4 separate regions of the Homo sapiens genome follow, and all the other regions are linked to region 3. The links are chromatin contacts, found by Hi-C or POLR2A ChIA-PET in ENCODE. All regions are on one chromosome and are shown on one strand. Each heading gives the region's core, a stretch centred on a gene start or an enhancer-like site at or near the end of the contact. The rest is flanking DNA. Distances are from core to core; before and after follow the strand shown.

Region 1 (2,700 bases), core at 63-2,562, 51 kb after region 3:
CCAGAGATTGGCAAGCGTTTTCTTTCAACGGACAAAAATAATAAATATTTGAGGCTGTGTGGACACTGAGGTCTCTGTCGCAACCACTCAAGTCAGCTGTTGGGGCATGGAAGCAGCCACAGAAGACAGGAGATGATTAGAAACTGTGTGTGTGGCTGTGTGTCACCAATAAAGCTGTGTTTTCAAAATGGGCAGGTTAGAGTCTGCCTGTAAGCTGTAGTTTGCTGATTCCTGCAATACACTTTAACACCCACCCCCGACACACATATATGTGGTGGTTTTAAAGAATGATATCATTGTATTATATTGTAAAGGTAATTTAAAGCTTTGAAACAGGCTACAGAGATTCTAGATATTCCTTCCAATAGACTCTGGGGATTGTCTGTCCTAAACAACATGGATTTTCAATTGCCCCAAAGGGGACAAAAATTCGATCTGAGGGGCAGAAAAGAATCATAGTAATTATAATGGTTTGTAGCCCTCCAAAGTTCAACTCTATCCAACAAAATCCTTATATCTTAGTGTTTAATTTTGAGGGCACTAAGTAGGGGAGATTAGGTTAAGATATCCGAAAAAAATCTTCTTAGGAAGGCAATAATGAAGGAAACATTGAGAATCACTGCTATAGGGATGTGGACTTTGTCTTTCCTTGGGTTATTTTCCCATTCTGTAATTTATGAATTACTGACAAATTATTGAAAATGCAAGTACTTCTTGTCTCTAGACTTTCAAATGACTTCTGTCTGTTGGAAAGACAATCTCCCTCTTCATCCCCAGGAAAAAGCCAGTTTTGTGTTCATTTTAAATTTATTTCAACATTCATTTGCTCCATGTAAATTTCCAGTTCATTTATTTCTCCTTTGAATTGGTTGTAACATCTGCTTGTTTCCCTCATTTAATAACTAATAATGAGTTACATAGAAATTTTGACATATGTTTATTTTCTATCTGTATGAGCCTCATGGTTTTACCCACTTTTAAAATATAACAATTTCCACTGGTTTATAACAGTTCTTTTTTACTTGAAAATACATCAAAAATCTTCCCATGTCCTTATGGATTTTAAAGATTATAAATATTCCATTAAATGAATATACCACATTTTTAAAAATTTATCTTTTGTTGTTGGAAAACGATGAATCATTTTTTAATGAGCAAGAGTAAATCGCTCTCTTAACACACAAAATACGGGAAGTCATAAAATGTGCCAAAAGCCTCTTACTTAATTTTTTTTGGCATAGTGCTTGTTTGCTTTCAGTTCCACGTTGACTTTTCGAGAACATGGGCCAGTGGACATAAAGGCCAATGCTATTTTCATGGCTTTGTTTGTTGACAGAAGGTTACAGGTGTTGCTTCTGTGAATCTACAGATCATTTTGGGAAAGCACTAAGCCCTGGCCTCACCAGAGGTACACAGGAGGTTTAGGACATTGAGTACGCTTTGTTACTTTACTTGGCTCCAGGTTCCTGGTTGAGATTCTGGTTGGCTTGCAATTAATTGCAGGAACATGGAATGTCTACCGTTTGTCTAAGCCTTCCATTTTCCTTGACAGCTCCCCCTTTCTCTTTACCTGCTCAAGTGCACTGCTGATTACTTCCAGCCCTTAATATCAATGTTTCATATTCTTTAAGCCAAAATTTTAGATATGAATATTCTCACCTTTCATATGTCCTGATAATTCTGTGTAACTCTGTTGGTAAGCCTGCCTCTCTCTAATCCTTTCTCTCAGCATTTCCTGTTCTTTACGATTGCCAAGTGAGTGACTTTGGGTGGCAAGTGCCCATTCTTAGAATAATTTTTCAAAGTTTTTTTTTTTTTTAGGAAACCATATAAGTAAACATTTTATGCATGGAGAGGAAGGCAAAAGATACAATAAAATAAATGCTTCAAAGTGAATATTACTTATAAGACCAGAGTAATGAGATGTAAATGGCTTCACCCAATCTCCTGTAAGACAAGCCCGTTGTTACAAATCTGCAATGGTGGTGCTTCCAGTATATTATTCTTTCTCCTTCTGTTACCAAAAATAACAAATATAACACTTTCAAGATCAACCAGTACTTTATTAAATGATCCTAAATTAAATGCAGAAGCAAGAAAGCTGATTCAGATCTTCTGGTTTTCGAAAGAGCATTACAAATTTTAACTTTTGGTAAAATCTATTTAACATTTAGGGAAGTAATCCTTTGGTAAGTGTCTGCAATTCCTTTAGTACTCTCTCTGCCTACAACAGCATTTAAATTATATATATAAATTGTATAGAGAATGAAAAAAATTCATACCTAATTCAATTATACATAAGAATCAAAGAAAGCTAAATTAAAGTAAAAAATGAGTTAATTGATAAAAAATAATTTTAAAATGCCAATGTTTAATTTTGATGAGTCCAGTAAAATCAAACCTTTTTGTGTAAATTGGTAAAAATTCATTCTGAAAGATATTTAGGAACATAGATCAGGAACCATTAAAGTGTTTATACCCTTTCTTGTTAATCCACTTCTGGACACTTAGCCTAAAACAATATTCTAAATGTTGAAAAATTGTGTAAAGGTATTACTAGCAGCAGTGTTACTTGAAAACAGGAAAGAATTAGAAACAACCTAAATATCCAATTTATTATCCAGGTAATACATTGGTAACAACTAGGTAAAACAGTTTGGTCAGTCTGTGGAATCTGTGGAATATTATGCAACCATTCAA
Region 2 (2,700 bases), core at 163-2,662, 63 kb before region 3:
TGAAGAGAAGTAGCTAAGCACTCTGTAGTCAAAGTTGCTGGTTTAAATACTGGCTCTTATTCTTACTAGCTGTGTGACCTTGGATAACTAATCTAACTTCTCTCTGCTTCAATTTCTTCCTATATAAAATAGAGATAATGTGAGAATTAAATGGGACAAAGTATACACAGCAATTAAACCAATGCTTGCTATACAGCAAGTGTTCAATAGGTGGTACAATTTTTGTTACTACTATTATTGTTATTACTACTGAAAGTAAACAAAAATAAAAAAGAGTGGCTTGGCTGCTTTAAATGAGAAACAGCCCTAAAGTAATGCCGGATGCTCTTGCTGGGTCTGGGAGAACAGCAGATTACTCACTCTGTTGAGTTGTCAAGCCTGGGTGATCCCTGCCTGCCGCACTCACAGTCTGCTGTTTACAGTCCCGAATGCATCCAGTGGAATGGTCCTCCCCATCTGCAGCATCTGGTGCAATGTAGGAGACCCTTCAGCTTCCTCTGGACTGTTTTTCTTTTCTGTTTGTGTCCATCTTCCTTGATCAAACTCCAGAAGGCATATCCCCAATAGTTTTCTCCATTGTGGAGGACCTCTTCCATATTTTATGTGCTAGGATTGTGATATTCTGTTATGGCAGCCCTAGCAGATGAATAATACAGGTAGAATGGTCCTCAGGTGGTCTGAAGCAGGAGATACGGCACTTATGGTGCTCTCTGATGAAGCCTGAGTCAATGGAGGAGCCCGCAGCTGCCGGGTCACTTGGTTTCAGGTTTGTGAGAGTCAGCTGAGGGACAAGAGCTCCGGGAACTTTGAAGGCACCCTCTCGAGAAAGCGTTTTCTGTCTTAAATATTTTCCTGCACAGGTCTGAAATTGTATCAGTAGAAATTCATGTGGGGGTCTTGATGCCTTCTTTAGTTTTCAGCAATCTCATGATAGAATGAGAATGTACCTGGTCACCAGGACGCTGTTGATAGGCTGAGAATGTGGGGTGTGGTTTCTGGAAAAGGACTGCAGGGAAGCCGGCAGTGAAGGACAGATGGGCCAGATCTTTAGGTTCTCTCCCTTCCAGCTTTGCCCAGGACCAGCCTGGATGAGCTTCTCATGGGGCTTACAGAAAGAAGGGTGTTTTGGTTCTTCCTTGAAGGTATTAATACTTACTTCTCTGAATGTGAGGCTCTGGGCTGGGGGCACAAGGCTACAGTGATTGCTTCATTGTTTGGTGGTGGAGTCTTTGAGATCCTTCTTTTGACCTTTCAGGCTCTACAACATTTTGATCAGAAGTTTTTGCTTTTTGTGTAAGGGATGTGGTGCAATTGGGGAAGGTGCTATTGGGGTTTTTAGTGTAAGGGATGTGGTGCAATTGGGGAAGGTGCTATTGGGGTTTTTAGTATAAGGGATGTGGTGCAATTGGGGAAGGTGCTATTGGGGTTTTTAGTGTAAGGGATGTGGTGCAATTGGGGAGGGAAGTGTGGAGAACAAACAAAGGAAAGCACACTGGCCAGCCATACATAGTTCAGTAAAACAACACACTTCTGTCCCTGCCGCTACTAAAGTTCTTAAGCTCCCCAACCTTTTTTCTTTTACCTTATCTCTTTTTTGGGCCTCTAGAAGGAAAATATCCGTCTTTTTTTCTTACTACTGACTCCAGTGTGTTTATAACTTTGGTATTTTTGTTTGTCATTGTTTTGGCTTAAATGTGAATGTAAAGGAGAGTTCAACAGCAGTAAATAAAGTGCTGAGTAGCCTGTAGAAATGCTTTTGTATTGAAGTCAGATTAAATTTGTCCTCCAGTAAGATTTCTGTCACTGCCCTCTCTCCTCTGCCTTCCTTCCGCTGGATTCCTTCCCCTAGCATGGCAGGCTATCTCCACACTCTCAGGGTGCTAGCAGCTTCTTGGATTTACTCTTGACTTTTCATGAGATTGTTGGAGACTGAAAACAAAAAAAGCCTTTAAGATCCTAAAACAAATTATAACTAAGGATATAATTTCAGACCACTGGGACACATATGGTGAGGAAGGGAACCCTCCCAATGTTTCCAATAGGTCAGTCTATAATCAACAAGAGTTCTGCACAGGAATGAAACAGAGGATGCTGAGATGGAGAAGAATCAGCATGATTGTATACGAATGAGTGGCAACAGAGATAGCTTCCTCAAAAGGAAGAAATATGCATCACACTCTGTTCTGGGTCAAATAGAATGTTACAAATTATAGGAAAGAAATGATCTAGGTAATTATTTTTATACCATTTCACTTAAAACCCTTCATTTTCTTTGAATGGTAGTCATTTGTTTTCTTTCTAGGTGGGGTGATGGAATAACCATCTGCCAACGTATGGCCCCAATGTGTAGGGAGTGGTCACACACCAGGGTGTGAGAAATGCATATTTTTCTCAGTGTGTGGGCTCATGGATGAGAGAGAAATAGCCACTGACAACGTGGGGGAAAAGAAATACCTTGACTAAATCATATGGCATTCTTTATGATGTTGCAGTTCTTTTAAAATAACCTCAAAACTTTCCTAAAAGAAACTGAATGTATATCTGTGAAGGCTAATTAAGAATGTGAATAAACACAAAAATGACAATTTTGAAGAAAATCTTTTTGGAATCTGTACCATACTTCTTTTAGTCTCTGGCCCAAATGACAAAGATGAACTCTGTTAATACATTATGTGGGTCTATCTATTGGCAGTCAACTTG
Region 3 (2,700 bases), core at 31-2,530:
GTTGGCCAGGATGGTCTCGATCTCCTGAACTCGTGATCTGCCCACCTCAGTCTCCCAAAGTGCTGGGATTACAGGCTGAGCCACTGTGCCTGGCCGTCAGTGTATCTTATTACTGGTGCTGTTAGCCATGATCTCTTGGTTAGGGTGGTATCTCTTGAGTTTCTATTCTGTAAGGTTACTATTTTCCCTTTTAAAATTTATAAATATCTTGGGAGAGATATTTTGAGACTTTAAAAATATCTGTTCCTCCTCAACCTTCTGACCATTAATTTTAGCATCTAACTGTGGATCTTGCCTGCAGTAATTATTATTGTGGTATTCTAATTGCTGTTTTCTATTTCCCTATTTCTTCTATTTTCATTAACTGAAATTTTTCTGTAAGGAAAAGCTGTCTCTTCTCCCTAATTTATTTATTCACTCATTTACTTATTCAGTGTGGACTTATGGGTATTTATTTTAGTCTATGGGTTAAAATCCAATACTACTATTTGTTTTGTTGCTCAATCTGTTCCTGCTTAGGGCCTTTGACTCGTGTACCCTTTTTACATGTCCCTATCTTTAAAAAAATAAACAAAAACAAAAAAAAAACCTGAGTTTTTTTTTCCTTTCTCTAATTTTACTCTAAAATATTTGAATCCTTATTGGGTAAGTGGGGAAAGATAGATGTAGGGTTGGTGAGATCTCATGGACATGAAGGCATCCTGTTGGATCTTGTGTTCCTCCAAGACTTTCTTGTAACAAAAGGAGCCTCAGCCACAGGGAAGCTGAGTATCCTGTCATATGGCTGTTGCTGTTTAAGTCATTTGCTGTGAGCAGAGTCACAAGGCAACACTGGGAACAACAGGCCTAACGCATGTCAACTCAGTGATTTTCAAACTAATACCTAATAGGAGGGATAGGAATCCCAACTTCTCATTTCTAGCCCAGTACTATTTCTGTGTTCTTGAGAAAGCTTAAGGCTGACTGTGACACTTCTGAGGCTATACCATCTGGTTGTCTCTCAGCTCTGTGGATTTTGAAACATGAGGAAAGAAAGAGGGAGTGGTAGCTTTCTCTGCCTCTGTAAACCTCATTAAAGTGATGTTTTTTGTTCCTATTGTCATTGGGGAAGGCAGTGATACTGCCAAGTAAGGAGTGGTTGATGCTTCAGATGAAATGGATGTTTGTGTTAAGAGTCTTTGTGTTAGATTGCCTTCTCGGCATCCCAGCTCTCAGCAACTCTCTTCCAGTTGTCACCTGATACATGTGGTTGAACAGCTTCTATTCCCTGTGCTCTTGTCTGTGACTAACCAGTGCTTCTCTTGTGGGATTAGTCTTCAGGATCACAGGACAGCTTGGCTTCTTCCTTCCTCAAGCAATGTGCTATTAATGCCAACCATGGGAACTTGGTGTAATGCAATACAGATACTTGAAATTGCTGAGTCACTTCACAGTGATGGTCATGTCTGTGAATGTGAGTGAGCCAAATAATGTGGAAGAAGAATGGTCTTTCAGGACATCACTAGACTTCTTAGACACTCTATTCTTTCCCACATTTAAATGTTTTCCCACATGTTAAATGTTTTGCCTTATGATGAATTCAGGTTAGGAATTTTCTGATACTAAGGGTTGAGAAAAGCAAATGAGCTATTACTCATGAGATCATATTTGTGAAAATGACTTAGATCAAATGAATTGCCCTTAAATCCTTTCTTGCTATGTAGATTCTTTTATTATTTTCTGTTCCAGCATTGTCCATAATTTGAAAGGTAAACCTAGTTGTTGAGTACTTTCAGATGGATATGCTATCAATGTAAGCCAGTGACAAACTGTCTGAGCCTGTTTAGACCTTGTCCCACAACGAAGTCTCCCAGGCTGAGAGAAGCTCTGATGCCCATGGCAAGCAGACAGCACGAACTGCTGGAGAGGGGAGCTGCTGACTCCCTCATCTTAATGGTTTATCCTTGGTTACTCTTTTTCTAAAAAGTAGAATCCTAGACTTATTTATTCATTTACTTTTACTTTTTTGAGACAGGGTCTCGCTGTTGCCCAGGCTGGAGAGCAGTGGTGTGATCTTGGCTTACTGCAACCTCCGCCTCCTAGGCTCAAGTCATACTCCCACCTCAGCCTCCCAAGTAGCTGGGACTACAGATGTGTGCCACCATGCCTGGCTGATTTTTTAATTTTTTGTAGAGATAGGGTTTTGCCATGTTGTCCAGGCTGGTCTCAAACTCCCGGGCCTCACAAAGTGCTGGGGTTACAGGTGTTCGCCACCATCCCTGGCCTGAGAATCCTAGATTTAAATCCCAGGTGTCTAGAAAAACTTATTCTTTCAAAATATAGTCCCCAATCCAGTTACTATGTGCCAGGCCCTGTGCTAATGTAGCTGTGATTACAGTCATGAACAAAATGGCTTTGTCCTCGTGGGGCTTAAGGTCTACAACAGCCCTGTCCAGTAGAAATATAATGGGAGTGCATATTATAACTTAAAATGTTCTAGAAATACATTTTTAAAAGCGAAAAGAAGCAGGTAAAATTAATTTTAATAACATATTTTATTTAACAATATAGCTAAAGTATTATGACATGTAATCAGTGTAAAAGTTATTGAGATAGTTTACATTCTTTTTATTGTACTAAGTCTTCAAAATTTTGTATGTGTTTTGCACTTATAATACATCTCAGTTTGGATTCGCTACATGTTAAGTGCTCAACAGTGTC
Region 4 (2,882 bases), core at 383-2,882, 44 kb before region 3:
AGACTGGGAGGTATGAAAGTGGAGACAGGAGATAGAGTTATTCTTTTGAGGTGTTTGCTATAAAGAGAAGGAAAGAAATGGGGTAATAACTAGATAGCATATTGGGTCAAGGGAGGGTGATTTTTCTAAATAGAGAAACTAGATCTGATGCAACTGATTCAGAAGCATGGGAGAAATACAGTGATATAGGACAGAGAGGGTATAATTGCAAAGTAGTGGGAGAACATAGATTCAGAGATCTAAGTAGAGTAGGTGGGCTTTTTTGGAAGAAAGGACACATCTACCTTAGTAACTTCAGGAAAGAAGGTAGAAAGCAGACGCACAGAAGAAAGGAGATATATAGATTTGGTGATGAGAAGATAAGGTAACTCCATTTAAATTGCTTCTAATTTCTCAGGAAAATAGGAGGTAAGTTCAACAGCTGGGATGAGACAGAGATGTCTGAGGAAGAGAAAGAATAAAATAGCTGTCTATGAGAGCTGGAAAACAAGCACACTGGGGAAGTGTCAAATATCCATTCATGACTCTGAGTCATGAATTTATGGTGGAACTATTTAGTGGCATTGAGTGGTTTTCTTTAGCAAAATTCAGTTACAAGAATTTGGCCAGAGTTAAATTTAATCAGGTTTGAAGGTTTTCTGGGGAAGTCAGAAGGAGGGAAGGGGCAGAAAGTAATTAAAGGAGTTTGCATGCAAGCAGGTGTCTGGGCACAGATGGCAGTGAGGACATGAAGGTAATGGACTGGAAAAAATGTCACCAGTGAGTGGAGGAGTGGTCAGGAGGTTGATATATACCATCCACAAGGAGGGAGATGTGAGTGAATTGTGGTCTAATGATATGAGCTGGATATTTTAAAGAAGGAGAGGCAAAAGAAAGCTTTGAAAATGGTACTAGGAGCTAGGAAGACATCAACCAGGCTCTAGGTTCATGGGTTATTAAGAAAAAAGCAACCCTTGCTTGTGGTTATAGGAAGGAAAAGGTTTCAGTTATGAAAAGAAGATGAACACCAACTGGGAGTCCCCAGTAGCCCAGTAAAGGAGAGGATAGAGAAGGTGGGGGGAATGAATGGAGGAGTATGGGATCCAGACCGGAGGGAGATGGGTGGATGAATGATAGGGTCTTAGGCTTCTGAGAGTGGTTGAGTTAAAAGGGAATAAAGCATGAGAAATTCATTTTGATGGCCTCTTCATGGAAGGCCCAGAAGTTCAGGTCTCTGTCCCATACTATAACTAGAAGGAGTGGAGAAGCTACAGATGAAAGGTGTTATATGAGCTTCCTTGGGGTTTCTGGCCTCAGCTAGAGGTCCACCAGCTAGAGGTTCTTATTGTGACTGACTAGCTGCATGCCCTTGGGCCAATTCTTGTCTGCTTTCCTCATGTATAAAATGAGTCATTTTCAGTGCTCATGTGCTATTCTCATTCTCGGGAATGGTTCTTACTTCCTTGTCAGCCTGTTGAAATCCTAGACATTCTAAGAATTATCTCAGAAGCTGTCATTAGGCTATTCTCAATGTAATCACCCAATCAACCAGAAGTGACATTTCACTTCTCAGAATCACTGTTACACTGTCTGAACCACCCTCATGACAGTTATCAACATCTTCTAACTAATAGAGTTATTTGTGTTTATCTCTCATATATGTTGAAAACACCATGAGAATAGGAGAGGTGACACATTCTTTTTGCTCATAGCAGGTGCTTGATAAGTGTCTGTCAAATGAACCAGTAAAGCATACTTCTGGAGGACAAAGTAGTCATGAAGTAATGGAGACTTATTAGAAAAAAAAAGTGAAAACAATCTTGTATTTCAAATTTGCATGAGACATTTAGGTCAGTGGAAAATGTGATGTCATCAGGTCTAAGAGTTGCTTGTGTGGCTGTTGCCACAAACTTGTGTCAGTTACAGATAGAATAAATCTATTAGCAGAGAATTAATTGCTGTATGCAGATAGCTTCATGGAGTTGAAATAATTCTGCCATGTTAAGTGGAAAATAGCAGAGGAAGAAAGGAAGAGGTGAAAATTAATGTATTTGAAAGAATGTTGAAAATACAAGAACAAGTGGAAGGAAATACTATAATTCTTAGGCTTTAAAAAAAAACATAAACGTAAATGTAGAGGCCAGGCGCAGTGGCTCACACCTGTAATCCCAGCACTTTGGGAGGCTGAGGCAGGCGGATCACCAGGTCAAGAGACTGAGACCATCCTGGCCAACATGGTGAAACCCCGTCTCTACTAAAAATACAAAAATTAGCTGGTCATGGTGGTGTGCACCTGTAGTCCCAGCTACTCAGGAGGCTGACACAGGAGAATCGCTTGAACCTGGGAGATGGAGGTTGCAGTGAGCTGAGATGGCGCCACTGCATTCCAGCCTGACTGCAGAGTGAGACTCCACCTCAAAAAAAAAAAAAAAAAAAAAGTAAATGTAGAATTTGTTCTAATACTCAAGGGATGAAAAATTTCTCCAAGCTAATGATTGTCTAAAGCACATATTTCTACTGGGACATGTTTTAATTACTGGGCTGTGGAAATCATATGACATGGGTTGGAATGTGAGTTGTTCTGTCTGTTAAGTGAAGAATTTTTAGTGGCTGCATTTTTTTGAATGAAACATTGAGTCACATGATCTGACAAGAAAGAATGTACTTATGGGGTCAATGGGACAGAATACTGGACATTGGAAAATTTCCAATAGGAATAGGAAAACACCAGTTTATGTTATATAACACCACCATCACTATTACCACTACCACTGCCATCACCTACAAAAATAGGAGCAAAAGCCTTCTAAGCACTGTGTCAGTGTCTGTTCTGCATATTTTATGTCTTGCATTAGTCAAGGTTCAACCAGAGACACAAGACCAGCAGGACATATATAAAGACA

Evidence for each region. A loop is a pair of places that touch in the nucleus more often than their neighbours do. ChIA-PET counts read pairs that join two places held with the same protein, here RNA polymerase II (POLR2A). Pooled maps may share reads with other maps.
Region 1: a loop to region 3 is called in a map of heart right ventricle, with 2.0 times the contacts of the local background. The contact joins two enhancer-like sites. A Hi-C loop is called at or near these places in 1 of 168 maps with a recorded cell type or tissue (heart right ventricle) and 2 of 50 pooled maps. POLR2A ChIA-PET finds 5 or more read pairs at or near these places in 3 of 52 experiments (CD8-positive, alpha-beta T cell, HEK293 and OCI-LY7).
Region 2: a loop to region 3 is called in a map of SK-MEL-5, with 4 times the contacts of the local background. The contact joins two enhancer-like sites. A Hi-C loop is called at or near these places in 2 of 168 maps with a recorded cell type or tissue (MCF 10A and SK-MEL-5). POLR2A ChIA-PET finds 5 or more read pairs at or near these places in 1 of 52 experiments (activated T-cell).
Region 4: a map of chondrocyte shows a loop between it and region 3 (2.6-fold over the local background). The contact joins two enhancer-like sites. A Hi-C loop is called at or near these places in 4 of 168 maps with a recorded cell type or tissue (chondrocyte, posterior vena cava, psoas muscle and 1 more) and 4 of 50 pooled maps. POLR2A ChIA-PET finds 5 or more read pairs at or near these places in 1 of 52 experiments (OCI-LY7).

What each region holds. Positions count from the first base shown.
Region 1 is chr1:185,533,684-185,536,383 of GRCh38, forward strand. The region is part of intron 1 of LOC107985239 (a long non-coding RNA gene); the gene reads left to right. Among named protein-coding and RNA genes, the nearest start is that of LINC01350, 93 kb to the right of the region's middle. Within about 2 kb of position 1,313, at least 4 of the 41 ENCODE cell types and tissues checked have a DNase peak (open chromatin) inside an H3K27ac peak, as active enhancers do.
Region 2 is chr1:185,419,544-185,422,243 of GRCh38, forward strand. No RefSeq gene overlaps it. Among named protein-coding and RNA genes, the nearest start is that of CBSLR, 100 kb to the left of the region's middle. Within about 2 kb of position 1,413, at least 3 of the 41 ENCODE cell types and tissues checked have a DNase peak (open chromatin) inside an H3K27ac peak, as active enhancers do.
Region 3 is chr1:185,482,936-185,485,635 of GRCh38, forward strand. The region is part of intron 1 of LOC107985239 (a long non-coding RNA gene); the gene reads left to right. Among named protein-coding and RNA genes, the nearest start is that of LINC01350, 140 kb to the right of the region's middle. Within about 2 kb of position 1,281, at least 5 of the 41 ENCODE cell types and tissues checked have a DNase peak (open chromatin) inside an H3K27ac peak, as active enhancers do.
Region 4 is chr1:185,438,504-185,441,385 of GRCh38, forward strand. No RefSeq gene overlaps it. Among named protein-coding and RNA genes, the nearest start is that of CBSLR, 120 kb to the left of the region's middle. RefSeq lists an enhancer at 1,514-1,563. Within about 2 kb of position 1,633, at least 6 of the 41 ENCODE cell types and tissues checked have a DNase peak (open chromatin) inside an H3K27ac peak, as active enhancers do.